Regions from separate parts of the Homo sapiens genome. Here regions 2 and 3 are each linked to region 1. Evidence: chromatin contacts called from ENCODE Hi-C or POLR2A ChIA-PET data. All regions are on one chromosome and are shown on one strand. Each heading gives the region's core, a stretch centred on a gene start or an enhancer-like site at or near the end of the contact. The rest is flanking DNA. Distances are from core to core; before and after follow the strand shown. Region 1 has its middle 15 kb from the start of LINC02562. Region 2 overlaps SHROOM3 (shroom family member 3). Region 3 overlaps SCARB2 (scavenger receptor class B member 2).

What was found. Hi-C counts contacts between places; a loop is a spot of excess contacts on that map. ChIA-PET counts read pairs that join two places held with the same protein, here RNA polymerase II (POLR2A). Pooled maps may share reads with other maps.
Region 2: a map with no recorded cell type shows a loop between it and region 1 (10-fold over the local background). The contact joins two enhancer-like sites. A Hi-C loop is called at or near these places in 1 of 37 single-sample maps with no recorded cell type. POLR2A ChIA-PET finds 5 or more read pairs at or near these places in 1 of 52 experiments (HEK293).
Region 3: a map with no recorded cell type shows a loop between it and region 1 (15-fold over the local background). The contact joins two enhancer-like sites. A Hi-C loop is called at or near these places in 2 of 37 single-sample maps with no recorded cell type and 2 of 50 pooled maps.

The regions. Positions count from the first base shown.
Region 1 is chr4:75,097,172-75,101,522 of GRCh38, forward strand. No RefSeq gene overlaps it. Among named protein-coding and RNA genes, the nearest start is that of LINC02562, 15 kb to the left of the region's middle. Within about 2 kb of position 2,305, at least 4 of the 41 ENCODE cell types and tissues checked have a DNase peak (open chromatin) inside an H3K27ac peak, as active enhancers do.
Region 2 is chr4:76,722,208-76,726,558 of GRCh38, forward strand. All of the region lies in intron 3 of SHROOM3 (shroom family member 3), which reads left to right. The region is part of intron 2 of SHROOM3-AS1 (SHROOM3 antisense RNA 1); the gene reads right to left. Among named protein-coding and RNA genes, the nearest start is that of SHROOM3-AS1, 78 kb to the right of the region's middle. Within about 2 kb of position 1,929, at least 8 of the 41 ENCODE cell types and tissues checked have a DNase peak (open chromatin) inside an H3K27ac peak, as active enhancers do.
Region 3 is chr4:76,197,631-76,201,981 of GRCh38, forward strand. All of the region lies in intron 1 of SCARB2 (scavenger receptor class B member 2), which reads right to left. Among named protein-coding and RNA genes, the nearest start is that of SCARB2, 14 kb to the right of the region's middle. RefSeq lists enhancers at 2,211-2,400, 2,421-2,480. Within about 2 kb of position 2,146, at least 15 of the 41 ENCODE cell types and tissues checked have a DNase peak (open chromatin) inside an H3K27ac peak, as active enhancers do.

The DNA.
Region 1 (4,351 bases), core at 1,055-3,554:
TTTGTTACTTGTTATTGGTCTGTTCAGGTTTTGCATATTTTCATGGTTCAATCTTGGTAGTTTGTATGTTTCTAGGAATTTGTCCATTTCTTCTAGATTTTCCAATTTATAGTACATACTTGCTCATAGTAGCCACTAATGATCCTTTTAATTTCTGCAGTATCAGTTGTAATGTCTCCTTTTTTATTTCTGATTTTATTTGGATCTTCACTCTGTTTTTCTTAGTCAATTTGGCTGAAGGTTGGTCAATTTTGTTTAACTTTTCAATTAAAACAACTTTTTGTTTCATTGATCTTTTGTATTTTTTTCATTTCAGTTTCATTTATTTCTGCTCTGATCTTTATTATTTCTTGCTTCTACTAATTTTGAGTTGGTTTTCATTGCTTTTCCAGTTCTTTAATGAGTCTTTTTTTCTTTCCTCCATTAAGCCAGTCTACATCTTTTGATTGGAGAGTTTAGTCCATTTACATTCAATGTTATTGATAAGTAAGGACTTATTCCTGCTATTTTGTTATTTCTTTTCTGGCTGCTTTGTGGTCTTCCTTCATTCTTTAATTCTTGTCTTTCTCTAGCAAAGATGATTTTCTCTGGTGATATGATTTCGTTTCTTGCATTTTATTTTTTGTGTATCCATTGCATGTTTTTGGTTTGAGGTATACATGAGGCTTGCAAATATTATCTTATAACCCCCTATTCTCACCTGACAAAGACATTATTTCCATAAACAAACAAACAAGCAAAAATAAAACTAATAAAAACTCATCTTAACTTTGTCCTCCTGCTTCTTAACTTTTTGTTGTTTCTATTTATAACGTATTGTACTGACTATGTACTGAAAAGTTGTTGTACTTATTTTTGATTGGTTCATTGTTAGTCTTTCTACTTGAGTTGTTTATACACCAATATTAGTGTTCTAATATTCTGTGTTTTTCTGTGCGCTTACTATTACCAGCAAATTTTGTACTTTCAGATGTTTGCTTATTGCTTATTAATGTCCTTTTCTTTCTGATGAAAGTACTCCCTTTAGCATTTCTTGCAGGACAGGTCTGGTACTGGTGAAATCTCTTGGCTTTTCTTTGTTTGGGAAAGTCTTTATTTCTCCTTCATATTTGAAAGATATTTTCATCAGACATGGTGTTCTAGAGTAAAAGTTTTTATTTTTCCTTCAGCACTTTAAATATGTCATGCCACTCTCTCCTGGCCTATAAAGTTTCCACTGAAAAATCTACTGCCAGACGTATTACAGCTCCATTGTATGTTATTTGTTTATTTTCTCTTACTGCCTTTAGGATTCTTTCTTAATCCTTGACTTTGAAAGTTTGAATATTAAATGCCTTGAGGTAGTCTTCTTTGGATTAAATCTACTTGGTGTTCTATAACTTTCTTGTAGTTGGATAGTGATATCTTTCTCTAGGTTTGGGAAGTTCTCTGTTATTATCCCTTTGAATAAACTTTCTACCTCTGTCTCTTTCTTTCTCTCCTCTTTAAGGTCAATAACTCTTAGATTTGCCCTTTTAAGGCTATTCTCTAGATCCTATAGGCATGCTTCATTCTTTTTTATTATTTTTTCTTTTGTCTCCTTTGACTGTATTTTCCAGTAGCCTGTCATCAAGCTAATTCTTTATTCTGCTTTATCCATCCTGTTATTAAAACATTCTGATGCATTCTTCAGTATGCCAATTGCATTTTTCAGCTCCAGAATTTCTTCTTGATTCCTTTACATTATTTAAGTCTCTGTTAAATTTATCTGATAGAATGCTGAATTCCTTCTCTGTGTTATATTGAATTTCTTTGAGTTTCCTCACACAGCTATTTTAAATTATGTATCTGAAAGGTCACATAGCTCTGTTTTTCCAGGATTGGTCCTTGGTGCCTTATTTAGTTTATTTTGTGAGGTCATATTTTCCTGGATGGTGTTGATGCTGGTAGATGTTCTTTGGTGACTGGGCATTGAAGAGTTAGGTATTTATTATAGTCTTCATTGTCTGGCCTTATTTGTAGCCATCCTTCTTGAGAAGGCTTTCTAGCTATTTGAAAGGACTTGGGTGTTGTGATCTAAGCTGTTTGTACTTTAGAGGTTACCCCAAGCCCAGTAACACTGTGGTTCTTACAGACTAATAGAGGTGCTGTCTTGATGATCTTAGACCAGATCCAGGAGAATTCCTTGGATTACTAGGCAGAGATTCTTGTTCTCTCCTCTTACTTTTTCTCAAACATACAGAGTATCTCTCTCCTTTCTGAGCCACCTAAAGCTGGGGGTGGAGTGACACAGGAACCCCTGCGGCCACCACTACTATGACTGTATTAGGTCAGACCTGAAACCAACATAGTGCTGGGTCTCGCCCAAGGCCTGCTGTAACCACTTCCTGATTACCCCTTATGTTTGCTCAAGGCCCTGGGGCTCACAATCAGCAGGTGGCAAAGCCAGCCAGGTGTGTGCCCTTCCCTCAAGGCAGTGAGGTCCTCAGGTCCCGGGTAAGTCTAAAGGTGCCACCTAGGAGTCAGAGACTAGAGTCAAAAACCTTAGAAGTCTACCTGGTATTCTTTATATTGAAGATCACAAAACTCAGTCCTTCCCACTCTTCCCTCCACTTTACAAAGGCAGAGGAGCCTCATCCCAAGCTGCCACACGTTCTCTTAGTCAGCTTGTGGTGAATGCTGCCTGGCCTAGGACTCACACTTCAGGGCAATTGGTTCCCCTCTGCCCCAGGGCTGGTCTAGAAATACCATCCAAGAGTTAAGTCCTGGAATTGGGGTCCCTAAGAGCCCACTTGGTACTCCACCTCTGTGGCAGTGTTGGTACCTAAGGTGCAAGACAAAGTTCCCTTTACTTTTCCCACTGCTTTTCTCAAGCAGGAGTTTTGCCCCACAGCCACCACAGCTAACTTTAGCTGAGTGTCACCTAAAGCCAGCAAATCTCAGAGGCTCACCAAGGCCCTCAGTGTTGTACCTGGGTATTGTTGCTTGTTATTCAGGATGCAAGGGCTTTTTGATTAGCAGGGGATAAATGCTGGCAGGACTGTGTCTTTTTCTTTTATGTAGCAGTTCATTCTGGCCCAGGGTGTGTCTAGAAGTGTTATCTGGGAGTTAGGGCCTGGAATGGGAGCCTCATGACTTTGACTAGTGCCCTATCCTGCTGTGGCTGAGCTGGTATCCAAAATGCAAGACAAAGTCCTCCCCACTTCCCCCTCTCCTCTCCTCAAGTGGAAGGATAGGGTCTCCTTTGGAGCCATGAGCTGTGCAGCCTGGGGTTAGTGGAGGGGTAAGGCCAGCACTCACTTGACTGCCCCAGCTAGTGTCTCAGTATGCTGCTTGCCCCCTAGTCCATTGTCCCTGGGCCTAGTTCAGCCCTGGGATTCATCTAAGAGTTGCAGTCCTTACGGCCTAGACTGTCTTTCAAGTTTACTTAGAGACCCAGAGCCCTTTGGCCCTCAGTGGTGAGTTTTGCAGGCACTTAAGTTCTGACTGCTGGGATCAGTGTTTTCCCTCTGACTAGCACTGGTTTAAATGCTCCCTGTGTGGGTGGGCATCAGCTGAGTCTGATCTGGGTTTTTCTGTCTGCTCTAACAGAGCAGCACTGAGTTCAGTGCCTCACAATTGCTGTGTTCTTCCCCAAGTGCCCAGAAACACTCTCTGCCCCACTCTGCTGCTGCCAAAGGGGAGGGAAGGGGTTGTGTCACCGATTCAGGACTGTTTTGTCTATCTCCTTAGAGCCTCTTTCAGCGTTAAAAAGTTAAAACCAAGTATATAAGTGCTTACCTGATTTTTGGCTCTTATGAAGGTGTTTTTTCCGTGTAGATAGTTGTTAACTTGGTGTACTTACATGGAGGATGATCAGTGGAGCTCTCTATTCCACCACCTTGCTCCACCTTTCTCTCATTTATGCTCACTTTGGCTGTGGTATAGATAATGGGTTCAAGGTGGGAAAGACTGAAAGAGGGAAGAACCCCTAGATAGCTATTAACGATGGTCCAGGGAAAGATCATGGAGGTTAGTGGAGTAGACAGACCAGGTGTGTTTAAGTTTTCTTTTGTCAGGGTGAGTGATTGGTTGGATGTGGAGAGTGAGCTGAGGGAAGAAAATGTTTAAGATAACTCCCAGAGTATCCTTTCCTTCCCCTTTACTGCCCTCAGCTCTGACCCACCTCTCAACCTGCCATCCATTTAGCACCTGTGTTCAGCAAAGGTGATATGAGGCAAAAGGACACTCTTTCCACTACCCTGGAGTTTGGTCAGACATCAACACTGGGAAGGTGAAAAATCAGAGAAAAAGCATGGATCATGGCACTAAAACCACCGATAAGGAAATTAAACATTTGGCCTGTTACAGATTGGCAAACCACAATTATAGG
Region 2 (4,351 bases), core at 679-3,178, 1.6 Mb after region 1:
TTTAAAAACAATGCTTTACTATTCACAATAGCAAAGACATGGAATCATCCTAAAGGGCCATCAATGACAGATTGGATAAAGAAAATGTGCTACCTATACACCATGGAATACTATGCAGCCGTAAAAAAGAATGAGATAATGTCTTTTGCAGGAACATGGATGGAGCTGGAGGCCATTATCCTTAGCAAACTAACGCAGGAACAGAAGACCAAATTCTGCATGTTCTCATAAGTGGGAGCTAAATGATGAGAACACATGGACATATGGAAGGGAACAACACACACTGGGGCCTACTTGAGGGTGAAGGGTAGGAGGAGAGAGAAGATCAGAAAACATAACTATTGGGTACTAGGCTTAGTGCCTGGGTGATGGAATAATCTATATAACACCCCCAGTCCATGACACAAGCTTACCTATATAACAAACCTGCATGTGTACCCCTAAAATTAAAGTTAAAAAAAAAACCAGTGCTTTATCCCCAGCTAAGCACAGTGTTCAATAAGAATATGATGAAGATCTACAATTCAAATATTTGAAATTTTAATTTAATAGACCTAATTTGCAGAATATATTGATGTATTTTGTTTCTTTTTTGGGGGATATGGGGGTGTTTGATTAGAACTTTCTTATGATGGACTTTGTCTCATAGTATTGCGCACTAAACAATAATGGATGGAGAGGTTGATGGGTTAGTAAGGGGTTTAAGAAATATGGTAACTTTTATTTTGTGGTGCTGGTAGTCTGAGTATATTTTGTATTCTTATACACTTGACTCGGGTCCAGTTGATAACTGGCAGAGTTTTATAACACTGCACCGAGAAGAGCCCATGCAACATGTGTCATAACAGTTCGTTAAAGAATAGCATCAACAAAAAAATTAGTTCTTAGAATTTTTTATTTTCCAACTAATAGTTGTCACTTTCTCCATTTATCCAAAGCATACCAATCTTTCAAGGTCATCTGAAGTCCCACTGTACTACTAAGCCTTCTGGCTGACTTCAGACCCCATTCATGTGAGCTTTTTGTATCCAAAATGCCTCTACAGCCTCGGTGGCCCAATATGATCTGAATTTTATACCATCTGCTCTTCACTCACAAGGCTCTGGCTATACTCTCTTGTATTCTTTAAAAACCCAAACTCATTCCTCCTCTCAAGGATTTTGCATTCATTTTTCCTTTGGAGCTATATATTCTTCTCCTAGCTCTTTGCATGGTTAATTATTTCTTATCATTTAGGTCTTGGTTTGAATGTCACTTGCTCATAGAGGCTGTCTCTGACTTAAATGGGGACTTTCCATCACACTCTCACATTACCCAGTTTTATTTCCTTCAGAACCCTTATAACTATATGAGAATATCTTGTTTGATTTGCTTACTTGCTTACTCCCTGTCTCCCTCCTCTGCCTCTCCCACCTCATTGCACAGTGCTCCTTACTTGCAAATTAAAAGCACAGGCTCTGGAGAGAGATGCCTGGGTTTAGTAGCTGTGCTGCTCACTACATTTGTGACAGTGAACACATTGTTTATTCTGTATTTACCTCACTTTCCTCATTAATAGTCCTGTATCATAAAGGTAATATAAAGGCTAAGTGAGAAAATACTCGTCAAGTGCCTAGAATGGTGGTTGGCACTCAGTAGGCACTCAAATATTTTTTGAGTGAATGAATGATGCTCTGACTTTGTTTAATAGTTTTTCTTGCATCTGAGCCTCCCCAGCAAGATTATAAACTCTTAGGCCTTCCAAGACCTTGCAGAGCTCCAACTATAATTTAACAAGGTTGAAGGCACATAGGTGATTAGTGAATACTGCTTAAAATACTGAACTTACTGTAGATTTCTCAGAAACTTGTTTTGCATTCCTGAATCTCTCTGTGTTAGGGCAAAATCATCTAAGAAGGACATCATGTCACTTGCGAATTCCAGTTTCATCAGCCTACCCATCCCACGCAGTTAAGCTTCCTTGTTTGTGGTTAGGAATGCAACAAAAGGGCTTTGTTTGAATTACACCCACACACAAAACTTAGTTTGCTAAATTTTAAAATTAAACCATCTTCTGACTTACTGATATGCTCATGATGTGATGTACTTTAGGAAAATATTTCTTTAAGTTCTTAAAGATCAAAGTGATCCCAAAATGTAAAATTAGTATGCCATGCTCTTTAGGAATGCTTATTAAATGTTTCGCATCATTGAGAAAGTCAGCTGTTTAACTGAAAAAATAGCTGTTTAATTTTTTTTTTTTAACTCTCAAGCTACAGTGAATTGTATTTTCAAAATGAAAGACTATTTTAAAAATACTTTGCTTTTCAATAGGTAATACATGCGTATAGTATAAAATTTGAAAAGTTACAAAATGAAATACAGTGAAAATAAGTTTTCCTTCCCAGAGGCAGTCATTGTATCTAGTTTCTTAAGTGTCCTTCCAAAACTACTCTTTACGTTAATATACACACATGTGATTTTCCCCACATACTGTAGCAGACTGTACATGTAATTCTGCATCTTTCCAGTGTAACAATATATTTGGAGATATTTCCATATCAGTATGTATAGAGATACTTCATCCTTTTTAACAGCCATTATATGGATATACCACACTGAGTTAACTAGTCTGCTGCTAATGGGCATTTAGGTTGTCTTCCAATCTTTTGATGGGTATGTTATTTTAAAAATCATTTGCTAGATGTTGTCAAACTGGCCTTCATTCAGGTTGTACTGATATACACTGGTGGGCTATTTTTGGTCATCCTTTTCAATTCTTCGCTTATTTCATCACTTACCTCCTATCTGTACGGTATGGAAGAATCTTATAAAACAAAGATTTATCTCCGAAGCCCTCTCCCAACATATCTTCTGCATCTAAAAGAAAAGTTGTTTTTTGTTTTTTTTTCCTCGTGTTTTTGTTTTTTTCAGGGCCTTTTGATTTGCTTCCCCCTCCCCACCCCCACCGCCAAAATCATCCTGTCATCTTGTTCTTAATCTATTAGAACTGTGATGAAACCTGATACTCTGCCCAGGGCAAATAAATAGTTACCTCTCCAACCTCCTCCAAAGTAAAAGCTCCAAAGTTGAGTTTGCTGTCTTTGTATTGCAGGTATTGGACCTACTTTCTAAAGCACTTATTTTATCTGTACTGTAGGAATTATTTCATTTGCTCTTTCCTGCAGAATGTAAGCTCCTTAAAGGCAGAGACAATATCTTAGTCATTATTTCTTTAAAATATCTCTTTAAAATTTGTTTAATTTTTTATTTTCTTAAATGGACATTTAATTGTACATATTTATGGGGTACATAATGATGTTTCAGTACAAATAATGTATAGTGATGAGATAAGGATAATTAAATATTTTTAAATATCAGTTTCAACTCTTCTAGTCCTCATGTACCACATCCCTGGAGCCCGATCCCGTGTGTCACCTCCCTCACTTCTCCCTCTTCCAGGTTAGGTTCATCATGAAAACAGAGGACATTGGGTACGAGGTCCCCTCAACTTTTCGTGCTACCTACTTGCTTTCACATTTGCCAGCATCCACCTTTCTTCTATCTCAACAGCACTGGCTTTCCTCCTCCATAAGCTCATACCCTTCACCTGAGTGTTTGAATCCCATCCCTTCCTGAGTCTTTAAGGAGTCCTCCTCCTGTGTCCTGTGTCTTCAGATGGGCCTCTGCACGCTCTCTGCCTTATAGACACTTGCTTGAACTTCTCATTTAAAACAAAAACATTAGGAACAAAACCTTTTCACTCCCTGGATCCCTTCAGTCTTCTAGCTACCACCCTCTTCTCCCCTTTAGAAACAGGTTTTTGAAGGAATCATCTGCCCATACTGCCTGTCTTATCCCTTGTTCACCTTTAGCCCCATCCTAAAGCATGCCATTGCAAGGACTTGCTAGTTGCCAAATCCAGTGGCCATGCATCTACCCTCATCACACTAACCTCTTTACAGCATTGCAGTGGTTGACAGTTTCCTCCTCCTCCTCACTCTCCCCACTAGAAATCTGTGAGACTCCCATACTTAACTTGTTTTCCTCCTCCTTCTGTGGAAGCTCCTCTTGGGCTTTTTCCCAGGCTCCCTCTCCCCTAAATTTTGATCATTCTCAGAGACTCATCCTTAAATCATTTCCTTTGTCTCCCTGTTCATTCTCCTCAAGTCACTTATCTTCTCTCAAAGGCCCTGTGTTTTGTGACTTGTAAATTTCTATATGCAGCCCAGCCCTCAGTCCTCTAGTCCTTCTCCACTGAAAGTCCCACAGGCACTCATTCGCATGCCCCAGAATGAGCCATCAGCATCCTGCTTATTTCCTCTTCTCTCTCTCCACTCCCATCCCCTCCATCTAAAAAAAAAAAAAAAAA
Region 3 (4,351 bases), core at 896-3,395, 1.1 Mb after region 1:
ACCTGGTATTCCCAACAGTCCTCTATCTGTTAATGGAGAAAAGCCTTGTATTTTTACTGTAAAAACGGCTGAAATACAAAAATAATATAAAAGCACAGACTGCAAATAAACAAACCAAAATGTGAACTTTGAGTGTCGAGAATTTGTATCAGTTATAATTCAGGTCCGGATTAGGAGGAGTCTTCCACTCACTGTTGCTTTTGTTTGGATTTTTACACCAGAAATAAATTACTTCTGTAAGCAGAAAAAAAAATGTTCCCTTATCTTTTTTTTTAAGTGAAAATCTAAGAAACTCAGATTCTGTAGCATGTTATGGATAGACCCTAAGGCAAGGAGAAGGAATGGACACAAAGAGAACTCACTTCATCTTGGCTTTCCTCTGTTCTAGCAAAACAAAGGCGAGCCTGATGCTGCCTCAGCTGCGGTCTGCTCTGCTGCAAAGGCCCAGGAGCAGCCGCCCCCACTCTCGACTCCACCGCACTTCTCTTCCTATTACTGTCAGGACAGTTGAGTGAGCACTCTGTATTCCTGCCTAATTTTTCCTGACAAGCATCATAGTGTGTGAAGTTTCCAGTGAGAAAGGACTTGAGATCTCATTTATTTGTTCATGTGAAGAAAATCACCTCAGAATTAGGAACCCTGAAAGAATCAGCAAACATAAATGAACAGATGGCTAACCTCCCTGGTTTATCTTGCTGGGCTGGCATCCAGCTTTTAGGCAACCATAAATCCAAAGACAAGTGGAAGGGTTTCCAGAAAGAAGGGGTTACCAGAAAGAAGGGTAAACCTGGCTGTTCTGACATGCGTAAACAGTGTGACTTGAACTTGTTCCTCCAACTTTCAGGATAGAAATAAACATTTAGTACATTTGACTTCTTAATGAAACAAAGCAAATGAAAAACAAGAACAATAAAAACTGTCCTTGGCAGCATGCCAGAGTCATAACCAACCCAGACCATGTTACAGCTGGGGCTTCTCCTCTGTCTCCCTCCACCCCCACAGCCCTTCTCTGCCTGGCCACTTCTTAGTTGAGTCACCAGCACTCAGACAAATCCTCATAGCCCCTTTTACTCCCTTCAAATCTTGCCCTCAAGAGTGGTGGCTTTTCCTGCTGCTTTCATATGTCTCTTTTCCTCCACCTTACAAGTTGGATGTTTGTCAGGAAACCCTCTGTCAATCCCAGAGTAGATCACGTGCTGGAGAGTGAGTGAGTGTGTGTGTGTGTGTGTGTGTGTGTGTGTGTGCTCATGCGAATGCACTAAGTAGGAAGAGAGATGGGGAATGAGAGAACAGAGGGAAGTTGTAAATACAGCTGCTAACATTTCTAAAACAGTGTGTCTTTATTTTTATTTTCTCACTTTCAGCTCAGAGAATGGCAGTTACTATTCAGTTACCATTACTGCCACGCCAGCTGCAATCTACTGTGAGTCTGCTAAAGTCAGGTGCTATGCTAGGGGCTTTATAATGTACCTTATCTCTGAGTTTTACACTGACACTACAAAATAAAAATCCCCATTTTGCAGACAAAGAAATGGTGGCACTGGCTGTCCCAAGTCACAAAGCCAGTAAATGAAATCAAATCTGACCAAGTCCAGGAGTGCAGATTTACTCACCCATCCAGCAGCTGCCACCCCATGGCACCCTGAGGGTAGAGTTGCCAGATTTAGCAAATAAAACCTGGGATACCCAGTTAAATTTGTATTTCAGATAAACAACAAATAATTTTATAATATAATTATGTCCCAAATATTGCATGGGCTACATCAAAAATGTTTTTATTCATAGGAGATGCATGCTGAAGGATTTAGGAACAAAGTGTGTGATATCTACAACTTACTTCAAATAATTCAAGAAAAAGTGCATCAGAGAGATAAATATGGCAGGACATTAACAACTGATACATCGGACTGAACCGAAATATCACACGAGACAGACTCATACTAAAATGTTATTTGTTATCTGAAATTCAAATTTAACTGGTTGTCCTGTATTTTATTTTATTTGGCAACTCTAGCCCAGAGGGACAGTGAAACTATGGAGAAGCCATAAGTTGGACTCTGAACTCTCAGGGTTTCCTCGAGTGTTACCCGTGCCATCTGGAGGAAAGGAAACTAGGGCAGCTGCGTGAGGTCACTGTCAGCTCCTAGTAAGGAGCCCACAGGTGAGGAACCGAAAAAGGGAGAGTTCAACTCTAGAGTTTCCAGGCAGCCGCGCAGCCCCAGTATGCTAATGGGTCCAAAGAAAGCACCTCAACCTCCTGCCACAAGATGGCCCAGAGAGGGCTCTGTTTTGACTTAAACTTTTAATTTCTGCCCCTTCTATTTCTGATCCTCAGGGCATTCAAGTGTGCACTCCCAGGAGCTTGCTCGGCAAAGGAAGGCCTGAGAAACTAACAAATAATAACCTCAGCCTCAAGACCGCGGACTGTCTGGCACAGGAAGTTATTCATTCCGCCAGATACAACGAGCTAGTGTCCCCCTCAAAGGCGCCCTTTGCCAGTCTGAACAGAAAGCCATGGCTTGGGAACAACTGATCTTCCTCACCGAGGGTTCTGCTGTGGTGATGACAGCCACCAGACAAACCTTGTAATCAGCTGAGTCTTCTTAGTTACACTAAATGAAAAAGCAACATAAGGCCTTAAATCAGTTTTACAGTGTGACTCTGGATATTAAGAGTGGCACTGTGGAGTCACAATATAACTGTTGCTTATTAGTTTTAACCAAGACGAACATAATGAATTTTTCCACGCACAATACTGTGGCACTACCACTAAAACAAAATACTGGAAAATTATCAAGTTCTATGGTGAATTCACAGTGTCAACAGCTAAATTAATAATTGGACTAAAAAACATACTTTTCAGTTAATCACCCAATATGTACCTACTGAGAGCTTTCTATGTGCCCGGACTATGCCCTGCAAACAGGCATAGGCCCTGTCTGTAAGAAGAAATTTAGCTAAGGACACAAAACCAACATGCATGTAACAGGGAGTGAAAAATTATGTGCAAGACTCAGTAATTCAGCCTAACAAACAGCTTATGCCTGAAATTATTTAGATCCTTCCAGTAGCATGGATCTGTGATAAAATTCCCCCATCTAAACATCTCACAGGCTGCTCCAAGACAACATGACCAAAATGGACTCATGATTTTCTCCCCTAGTTGATCACTAAGTCCTGCTGATTTCACCTCCTCCTCTTCCCCATTTCTACCCCAAGGCACATTTCATCATTGGCTTGGACTGTGACAATACTGTATGTAGGCTCCTAACTGGTCTCCCTCTCTCCAGCCTTTTTCCTTTCAAATGCTTCATCCATCTCAGGCTTCAGAGAAGCCTGTCAAAAGTGCCTAAGGGAACAGATACTCCACCCCTGCTCAAAGGATAAAGTCCACAGTCCTTGACCTGTTGTGATCTGATGCAACTGCGTCACCTGTCGCTGTCTTTTCCTGGTAGGCACTTTATGCACCAGTAACACGCAACCATCTACTGTTACCTAGCACCCACCACACAAGTTCTCAGCCAGTGCCTTGGCCTGAGTCACTCACCGCCCTTCACCCAGAAGTCTCTGCAGGGCCCTTATCACCTGGTTCACTTCTACTTGGGCTTCAGGGCTCAATTCAGAAGTGCCATCTCTCAGAAGGCCCCTCTGAACTATGTGTTTTCTCTCTGCTTTCATGAAACTTCACAAGTTTTATAAGGAAAATGTGTTCATTAGTCTTTAGTGTCAGATTGGGTCTGATACTAAGAACTGTATCTTTTTCATGGATCCCCAGCACATAACATGGTTTCTGGCACAGAAGGGACACAATAAATAATTAATGAAGAAACAGATGATACCGCAGCGTAGAGCACAACGCTGTGCCAGGCATTCATCTTCTGCTGTTTACCCAGTTCTTCTTGGTAAAATCTTCAATGTGGCAAAATGCCGCATATTCTAAATAATATGTAAGAAAGGTGATCTGAATAAATAAAAAGTCTGAATTTCAGTACTGCAGAATCAAGAAGAGACAGTAACTTTCTTAGCTGCAAATATTATTTTTCAAGGAGACATTTTGGCCTCCTTTCATAAATGGTTAAGACTAGTTTGGAATTAGCAGGGTCTATTTTTATGCATAATTAATATGCCAAAGGCACACAAACATTAGTTCTAAGTCTGTTAGATCTGTCTTTAGCAATTTTGGTTTTAATGAATTTTTTATAACATCCTTTTTCATAGCAAGTATAGCATAGGATTTTCACAACCTTAAAACTGATGAAACTCTTTCATTCTTTCCACAAATATTAACTTAGCAATTCCTTTGTGCTAAGCCACTGTTCTAGGTATTGGAGATATAATGGTAGACAAGATC